Regions from separate parts of the Homo sapiens genome. Here region 2 is linked to region 1. Evidence: read pairs that join two places in POLR2A ChIA-PET (ENCODE). Cell type or tissue: Panc1. All regions are shown on one strand.

What was found. Peaks named below come from ENCODE experiments on the same cell type or tissue, not always from the same donor. Only the 100,000 strongest peaks of a DNase experiment are listed, where the experiment ranks them.
Region 2: POLR2A ChIA-PET joins it to region 1 with 6 read pairs; 2 of 35 experiments call an interaction of 5 or more read pairs at or near these places.

The regions. Positions count from the first base shown.
Region 1 is chr1:84,730,662-84,735,661 of GRCh38, reverse strand. No RefSeq gene overlaps it. Among named protein-coding and RNA genes, the nearest start is that of SSX2IP, 43 kb to the right of the region's middle. In Panc1, a CTCF peak has its summit at 1,327; no DNase peak of the experiment used is centred here.
Region 2 is chr1:85,224,782-85,229,781 of GRCh38, reverse strand. LOC105378821 (a long non-coding RNA gene) reads right to left here and starts at 4,203. Exons shown (of 3, transcript XR_947548.3): 1 at 4,114-4,203; 2 at 998-1,090. RefSeq lists a silencer at 4,498-4,658. In Panc1, no CTCF peak of the experiment used is centred here; no DNase peak of the experiment used is centred here; H3K27ac peaks cover 921 bases.

The DNA.
Region 1 (5,000 bases):
ACTCTGGCCTCTCTGTTGAACAAAGAATGCAGGAAAGAAGACAGAAGGAAACAGGGAGATGGGTTAGGAAACAATTACAGTACCTGTACTGACAGATTTTATACATGAGAGAACTGAGGCAGATGGTTAAATCACCTTCTCTAGCTCTCCAACTGCTAAGTGATGGAGACAGCATTCAAATCTAGGTATTCAACTCCAGAATCTGGAGTAAATATCCACCATTTGAGGATGTTCAACACATTTTATTTATTTATTTATTTTCAGAGACAAGGTCTTATTCTGTGGCACAGGTTGGAGTGCAGTGACACCACAATAGCTCACTGCAGCCTCCAACTCCTGGGCACAAGTGATTCTCCTGCTTCACGCTCCCCAGTAGCTAGGACTACAGACACACACCACCACATCCAGCTAATTTTTGCTTGTTTTTTGTAGAGATGGGGTCTCACTTTGTTGCCCAGGCTAGTCTTGAACTCTTGGCTTCAAGCAATCCACCTCAGCCTCCCAAAGTGCTGAGATTACAGGCTGAACACATTTTATACAGTCTCTCCACATTTCAAAAGTTTTCCACATTGGGAGTCCAGCAGCAACATTTCCCAGACTCCTTTGCAGCTAGAATGCGGAGATACGTAATGGCTTTCACCAATCAGATGCACCCAGGTTTAGATAATAATATAGGAAGAAAAATATTTTATTACATACATATTTTTAATCGATTTATAATTCACATACTATAAAATTCACCCATTTAAAGTGTACCATGCAGTGGTTTTCAGTATACTTACAAAGTTGTGCGGCCATCACTATTATCTAATTCCAAAATACTTTATCACCCCAAAAAGAAACCATATACCCCCTACCCTCTATACCTCATTCTCTCCTTCCTCCAGCCCCTGACCACACTAAGCTATTTTCTGTCTTCATGAATTTGCCTATTCTGTACATTTCATATAAATGAAATCATTCTATACGTGACCTTTTACGTCTGGCTTCTTTCACTTAGTATAACGTTTTCAAGGTTCACTCATGTTATCGTAGGAATCAGTACTTCGTTGTTTCCTACGGCTGATAATATTCCATTTTATCATAGGACAATTTTTATGTGTCAATGTGACTAGATTAGAGGATGGCCCGATATTGCTGGGTATGTCTGTGGGGATATTTCCAGATGAGTTTAGCATTTGGGTCTGTGGACTCAGTAAAGGAGATGGCCCTCCCTAATGTGAGTGGGCATCATCTAATCCATTGAGGCCTGAATAGAACAAAAAGGTGGAGGAAGGAGGAATTTCCTCCTTTTTTCTGCCTTATTGCTTGAGCTGGAACATCTCATCTCATCTTCTCCTGCCCTTGGACTAAAATATACATTATTGGCTCCCCTAGTTTTCAGGCCTTTGGACTTGGACTGAATTGTATGCCCAGCTTTCCTGGGCTCCAGCTTGTAGATGGCAGATCGTGGGATCTCTCAGCCTCCTTAATTACATGAGTTAATTATTCTTCATAATAAGTCTGCATATGCATATACATTTTATGTCTATTGGTTCTGTTTCTCTGGAAAACCCTGACTAATACTATGGGTAGAACGCATTTTGTTTATCCATTCCTCAGTTGACAGACATTTGGATTGTTTCCACCTTTTGGCTATTATGAATAACACTACTATGAACACTCATGTACAAGTTTTTGTGTGAACACGTGCTTTTTATTCTTGTGGTTACGTTAAATTTTAATTTCAGATAAACAATGAATAATATTTCATTCATAATATTAATAACAAGATGTACTTATTAGTATAAGTACATCTAAACTACTGCATAGGACAACTATATTTTAAACTATTTGTTGTTTATCTAAAATTCAATTTTAACTGAAAATTCTTTATTTTATCTGGCAACCCTACCCAGGTGAGACTTGGATATAAAAGGGAGAAATATGAGGCATTCTATCAAATATTTAAGGAAGAAATAATAGTCACTTCACACAATCTTGTCCAGAAAATGCAAGAGGAAGGAATATTTCCCAACTCATTGTATAAAGTCAGCATCATCCAGGCAAAGACATTCCAAGCAAAGACATTTATGGACCAATATCCCTGATAAGGCCAGGTGTGGTGGCTCCCAACTGTAATCCAAGCACTTTGGGAGGCCGAGGTGGGCAGATCACTTGAGTCCACCAGTTTGAGACTAGCCTGGCCAACATGGCAAAACCCTATCTCTACTAAAAATACAAAAATTAGCCGGGTGTAGTGGTACATGCCTGTACTCCCAGCTCCTTGGGAGGCTGAGGTGGGAGAATCTCTTGAACCCAGAAGGTGGAGGTTGCAGTGAGCTGAGATTGTGCCACTGCACTCCAGCCTGGGCAACAGAGTGAGACTCCATCAAAAAAAAAAAAATCCCTGATAAGTATAGATGAAAAAATCCTCAACAAAAAATATTAGCAAATTGAATCTAGAAATGTATTAATGGGATAACAGATGATAACAACAGCCTAGATTCCTCAGGCTCAGCCCTGCTCCCAAAACCAGGGCAGCCCTAGAAGCATCTTCTGAAATTCAAGAGTTTCCAAGATGTACAATTAAAAAAACCACAATTCTAGAGTCAAATTTTGCCCCTAGATTAAGCGTTAGAGAGTGACATATATTTTGCTCCCTTGTAGAATATTTTTCTACAGAATTGGCCCACTTTAAGATACCCTATCATAAGCAGTGGTGTGAAAATCATAAATGTGCATATTTCAGTAGGAACATTATGAAGTATATTATCCATAACATTTCATATCTTTAGGAAACTCAAAATCAAGTAAAACTGTTCTTCTGTAGAACATTTCCGTTCCCTTTTACTTAATCTTATGGAAAATTCTGAATCCTGTGACTGATTGGGTTTCTCACTTTCCTTTGACCACTAGAAGTATTGGAACCAAAGCCAAAACAAAAAACAAACAGAAATATTGGAGCCAAAATTGTGGTCACCTCTAGCAAACATATAAAATGATGTGAGTTTCATTTTGTTTGCTAATCTTCCCTCTGATTTTATTTTCCCCCTACCCTTAAGCGTGTCCTATTTTTTAGTAGGGAACCCCTGTGAAATACTATACAAAAAGACCATCCCCAAGACACATAGTTATCAGATTCTCCATGGTTCAAATGAAAGAAAAATGTTAAAGGCAGCTAGAGAGGAGGATTAAGTTACCTACAAAGGGAACCCCACTAGGCTAACAGAAGATCTTTCAGCAGAAACCTTATAAGCCAGAAGAGATTGGGGAAAAATATTCAGCATTCTTAAAAAAAAGAATTTCCAGCTGGGCACAGTGGCTCACGCCTGTAATCCCAGCACTTTGGGAGGCCGAGATGAGCGGATCACAAGGTCAGGAGATCAAGACCATCCTGGCTAACATGGTAAAACCCCGTCTCTACTAAAAATATAAAAAAAAAATTAGCCAGGCATGGTGTTGGGCACCTGTAGTCCCAGCTACTTGGGAGGCTGAGGCAGGAGAATAGTGTGAACCTGGGAGGTGGAGCTTGCAGTGAGCCAAGATCGTGCCACTGCACTCCAGCCTGGGTGACAGAGTGAGACTCTGTCTCAAAAAAAAAAAAAGAAAAAAAAAAAGAAATTTCCAGCAAAGATTTCATATCCAGCTAAACTAAGCTTCATAAATAAAAGAGAAATAAGATCATTTTCAGATAAGCAAATGCTAGAAGATTGTGTTACCACTAGACCTGCCTTACAAGAGGTCCTGAAGGGAATGCTAAACACCAGCCACTACAAAAACACATTTAAGTACATAGACCAGTGATACTATAAAGCAACCACACAGACATGTCTTCATAATAACCAGCTAACAACATATGACAGGAACAAATCCACACATATCAATAACAACCTTGCATGTAAATGGGCTAAATATCTCCAAATAAAAGGCACAGAGAGGCAAGTTGGATAAAGAAGCAAGACCCAATGTTATGCTGTCTTTAAGAGACCCATCTCACTTGCAGTGAGATAGGCTTGAAGTAAAGGGATGGAGAAAGATTTACCAAGAAAATGAAAAACAGAAAAAAGTAGGGGTTGTTATTCTAATTTTAGACAGAGCATACTTTAAGCTAACAAAGATTAAAAAAAAGACAAACAAGAGCATTTCATAGTGGTAAAAGGCTCAATTCAACAAGAACTAACTGTCCTAAATATATATGCATCCAACACAGGAGCACCCAGATTCATAAAGCAAGTTCTTAGAGATCTACAAAGAGACTTAGATAACCACATGGTAATAGTGGGAGACTCCAATACCCCACTGACAGATCATCAAGACAGAAAACTAACAAAGATATTCAGGATCTGAACTCAACACTTGACCAAATGGATCTAATACATATCCACAGAACACTCCACCTAAAGACAACAGAATATACATTCTTCATATCTGTACATGGCATATGCTCTAAAATTGACCACACAATCAGACATAAAACAATCCTCAGCAAATTAAAAAAACAAAACAAAACAAAAAAATCACACCAACCACACTCTCAGACCACCGTGCAATAAAAATGGAAATTGATACTAAGAAAATAACTCAAAACCATATTCCATGGAAATTAAACAACCTGCTCCTGAATGGCTTTTGGGTAAATAATGAAATGAAGGCAGGAATCAAGAAATTCTTTGAAACTAATGAGTACAAAGATACAACGTACCAGAATCTCTGGGACACAGCAAGGCAGTGTTAAGAGGGAAGTTTGTAGCACAAATGCCTACATCAAAAAGTTAGAAAGATCTCAAATTAACAGCCTAACATCACTAGATGAACTAGAGAGGACTAGAGGAACTAGAGAAACAAGAACAAACCAACCCCAAAGCTAGAAGAAGAAAAGAAATAACCAAAATCAAAGCTGAACTAAAGGAAATTGAGATGTGAAAAACCATTCAGAACATCAACAAATCTAGGAGGTTTTTTTTTTTGAAAAATTTAATAAAATATATAGACTACCAGCTAGACTAATAAAGAAAAAA
Region 2 (5,000 bases), 490 kb before region 1:
TAGTGGACTACGTGCCCAGCCGAAATTTTTTTTTTTTTTTTAAGTGACAGGATCTCACTCTGTCATCCAGGCTGGAGTTCAGTGGTGCAATTATAACTCATTGCAGCCTTGAACTCCTGGGCTCAAGCAATCTTTCTGCCTCGGCCTCTTGAAAAGCTTGTACTAGAGGCATGCACCACCATGCCCAGCTATTTTTGAAATCTTTTGTCGAGATGGGAACTCACTATGTTACCCAGTCTGGTCTCAAACTCCTGGCCTCAAGTGATCTTCCTGCCTCAGTCTCTCAAAGTGTTGAGATTACAGGCATGAGCCACTGCAACTGGCCGAAACATTTACTGGGAAGGAAGAAGAGGAGAATAGTAAAAGAGAAATTGTAGTTTCTGTAACATCTTCCAAAACTGATATAACTTTATCACAGTTTATTTACACAAGAATAGTTTATTTTTGGGAGCTGGATAAACATAACTTATAATTCATGTGTACAAATAAATGTCCAAGAACAGCCAGAGAAATTATGAAATAAAATAATGTGTGGGACATGCTTGCTCAAATGTTAAAATACTTCAAAGGTGACTGAAATTAGAACAATATGATCCTGGCATAGGAATAGACAAGTATGTCATTGAAACAGAATAGAGAACCCAGAAATAGATTCAAGGCAGGACTGCTATCCTCTTGGTTTGCACTATATCCCTGTTGCAGTGGTTTACAGACAGCATCTGTTCTGACTGGTCTGTGCCCATACTGTTTTAATTGTTTATATTTTGGATGTACCCCTGGTCCCAGGACATACGGTAACTTAGTAAATGCAAAATGTTATACTTCGATTCAGTGGTTAAGAATGATTTGCTTCACATATTTAGCTGATAAATGCCTCTCTCTATAGGTTAGACTAAAAAGTGAGACTCTTACCTTATACTATATAAACAAATTTCAGATGGACTTGAGTTATAAATGTTAAAAATGTAACAATGGGGCCAGGTGTGGTGGCTCATACCTGTAATCCCAGCACTTTGGGAGGCTTAGGTGGGAGGACTGCTTGAGACCAGGAATTCAAGACCAGCCTGGGCAACGTAGTGAGACCGCATTTCTACAAAAATACAATTTAAAAATTAGCTGGGTGTGGTGGTGCATAACTATAGTCCCAGCTACGCAGGAGGCTGAGATGAGAAGATTACTTGAGCCCAGGAGCTCGAGTCTACAGTGAGCTACAATCACACCACTGCACTCCTGGGTGGCAGAATGAGACTCTGTCTCTTAAAAAAAAAAAAAAAAAAAAAAGGTAATGATGAAAATTTAGCCCTATAAAATTTCAGTTAGATAGGAGGAATACGTTCAATAAATCTATTGTACAATATGGTGACTATAGTAAATAACTGCATTATTTTCTTGAGAATCACTAAGACAGTAGATTTTAAATATTCTGACCACAAAAAATAAAAAATATGTGAGATAATGTATATGTCAATTAGCTCAATTGAGCCATTCCACAATGTATACATATTTCAAAACATCATGTCATATGTGATAAATATACACCATTTTTATTTGTCAATATAAGAAAATATAAAAAAGAAATTTTGCCCTAGATGTTGGAGGGATTTTATTTTTTAGATGGAGTTTCACTCTTGTCACCCAGCTGGAGTGCAATGGTGCTATCTCGGCTCACTGCAACCTCCACCTCCCAGGTTCAAGTGATTCTCCTGCCTCAGCCTCCTGAGTAGCTGGGATTACAGGCGTGAGCCACCGCGCCCAGCCGATGTTGGAGGGATTTTTTAGCAGGAAACCCAGAAGCTGTAAAAGTAAAAGGAGAGAACTACTCAAATATAAGAAATATTATAGTGTGGAAAAAAATACCACAGACAAATTAAAAAGACAAATAATAAATTAGGAAAAATATTTCCAGTGCATGTGAAAAATAAAAGGTTAAGAGTTTTACTGCACAAAAGGCTAAGAAGGTCACATAATTAAAAAAACAGTCAAAGGACGTAAACAGGCAATTCACGTAAGAGCAAATCCAAGATGGCCTCTAAACATAGAAAAAGATGCCAAAACGATTAATCTCACGGGGAGTCAGGGAACTGCAAATTGAAGAAACAAGTGAGCTTTCTCTCTACAGACATCATATTGGCAAAAATGAAAAAGGGATAACAGCTACTGCTTTCAGGAATATGTGGAAAAGGCTATTTTCACACATTGCTAATAGAAATGTGAATTGTTATAGTATTTTGGAAAGCGAAATTAAAATTAAAAAGATATATACTCTTTTTCTCAGCAATCTATTCGTAGGAAGAATTTTCCTACTTACGTAAAAGCATTAGTATGAAAAGCTACACACAGAAAGATATTTACTGCATCCTGGTGTGCCACTGGGATAAAAAAAGTTAAAAATTAAGTGTTAGGTAGAAAAACGATTAAATAAATTATGCTTCATGCATACAATAGAAAAATTATGCAGCTATTAAAAAGAATGATTTAGAACTATCCAGGGTTTTTGGAGGGGAATCCATGACAGTTTAGATGAGAGAGGCAAAATGCATAGAATGCCTATTACCCACAGACACACAGGGTATATATGTATCTGATTTCATAAGCATGGGGAAGGAAAAGAACATATGTATACCATATTTTGATATTGATTCCCAAAGATGAAGAAAACAACCAACCAAGCAATATTTTAAAAATTAAGGGCCATAATAAGAATAGCATGCATGTTACTCTCTTTATATAAATGTGTATACGGAGATGTGTGATGTGTGAAAGGACAGGTGCCAAAATGTTAACGTGGTTATCACAGGGTGATGAGGTTTCAGGACATTTTTACTTTCTTTCTGTCTATAACTTGTTTTTGAATTTTTTCAAAATTCATTACTTATATAGTCAGAAAAGCATAAAGCCGTTTTCATTATTGGGGAAATAAATAAGTGAATGAAAATCCTCAATAAACTTCTTGTTAAATTAGATATTAATTTAGGAAGAAACTTGAAATGTCATGAAAATACTTAGGCAATATTGAATCGTCTCTTCCTTTATTTAAACTTGATTTAAAACAATAAAAATATTTAAGTACTTTTAAGTGTTTCTTTCCAGTTTGCTACCTTAGGTAATAAAACGTAGCAAACTTAGTCAGTTACGTCTGACTAAGATTTTGTTATTGAGAGAGAAACTTTTCACTGTGATTCAAAAGAACAAAATTTGTTAAAAGGTTTATTTTCTTTTAATACTTTTTATGAATTCCTTTAATTTTTTTTCTTCAATGGCCCACAACCTCATATTCTGAGACCTGCTATTTCATGGTTTATTCCCTCACTCTGCTTCTTTAAATCTGATTGAACTTTTCGGTTATCAACTATACTATAACAAACTTATTATTAGAGCACTTTGGCTTTCTACAGCCTCAACACAGAATTTATAGTGTTTCTCATTATTTCCTTGTGAGTCCATTCATATGTATGTACAACTTCTTTTAAATAAGTGAAAAGCTGTTTACAAAAGAAAAGCTAAGTCATAACTGTGAAAGGAACTCTACCTGTTACACTATGAAGTGGTATTAAAGGGAAAAGACAGCAGTGAAAGCTCTATCAGCATAAACTGTGACTGATTAGACACGGAGAGATAGGGCACTGTTTCAAACAGCTTCGCCAGACACATAAACACATTTTTCTCTTTTCTGACTCCCCTGGGCTTCTACATTCCAGCCCTCTTGTCATTGTCTACCCACGCAGTCTTTTTCTTCTTTCTCTGACTGAAACATCTTCATGGTCTTTTTGAGTATTGTATTCCAGCAACTTTTCTTTTATTTCACAATGAGAGGTTTATTGGTATCTAGATTTAATAAATATATTCTCTCTTCAGTGACCAGGTTTTTGAAAAGCAAAAAGGATAGACCCAGCAGAATTTCAGGAACATTCCATATTCCCTGAGTGAGACGCCTTAGTACGTAGCCCTGGATCCAGAGTGCTAAACAGCTTCATTCCTCCTCTGGCTAAAAGCCTCACTTTGTTATGGGTTGCAGGTAGGGCACTCATTTGCCCCCTAACCTAGACCAGTTCTGCTTTTCTAGAGGCAATAAAATTCATGATCATGTAAAAAATGAGATCTTGTAATACCTACCCAATAGGGAAATTATGAAACAGCCATGTTTTAATAGCACTTTCCAGCCCACTGCCGAAAGAGCTGTGGAAATCCAATGTTAGTCTTGTTTTTGTGGCTAGTATGACTTATTTTGCTTCAGTGATGCAACAGGTAAGCAAACAATGGTTGCTTATGATCAAGGTAAGATTTGAGATTTACATATGACACCTTTAAAGAAGCAAAGACATCTATCTTTCCTTAACAAAAATCTTACTCAACTGGCTCTCTGTAATGACTGGGTATCAGCACAAATCAGATAATGTGTTTTGATGTTTTAGAAAATTCCAGTTGCTCTTGAGGCTTCATTATTGACAAGGGCTATCAGGCTTTCCAAGAGGGTCTTATCTGCAAGCTGCAGCAGTTACTGCATGAGCTGCCAAACAGGTTCAGTGGGATTACACAGCTGCCTTGGAGCTGGAGGCCAGGCGGGGTGAACTCCCTGCTTTCTCTTTTCAAGGCCTGCAGGCTTTGACCTGTAAATAGGTGCCTAAACAGGGTCTAATCTGTCACACAAATATGCCTTAGCAAAAGTGGTAATGTCCCTTATTACCTGGTTTAGCAACGATTCCAAGACATATATTTAGAGAGGTACTTGTATAAATTGCTATACTTGAAGCTATGCCTGGTGTTTCTATAAAACTCTCTTAAGAGATGATATAATGGTTCACATTTTATTTATAGCAGCCAATGGAAACAAGGCCTTTCCTATAACCCCAGCTCTCAAGAGCAGTTCTAAAATAACAAACCAACATGTGCAATTTGAAGATATGCCCTTTAGGCTGAGCTCAAGTGTTCTGTTCTTAGGGGATTGCACTTTACCCTTTTGAGATGACTTCTCCCCTCTGCCTGCCATGATTTATGATCTT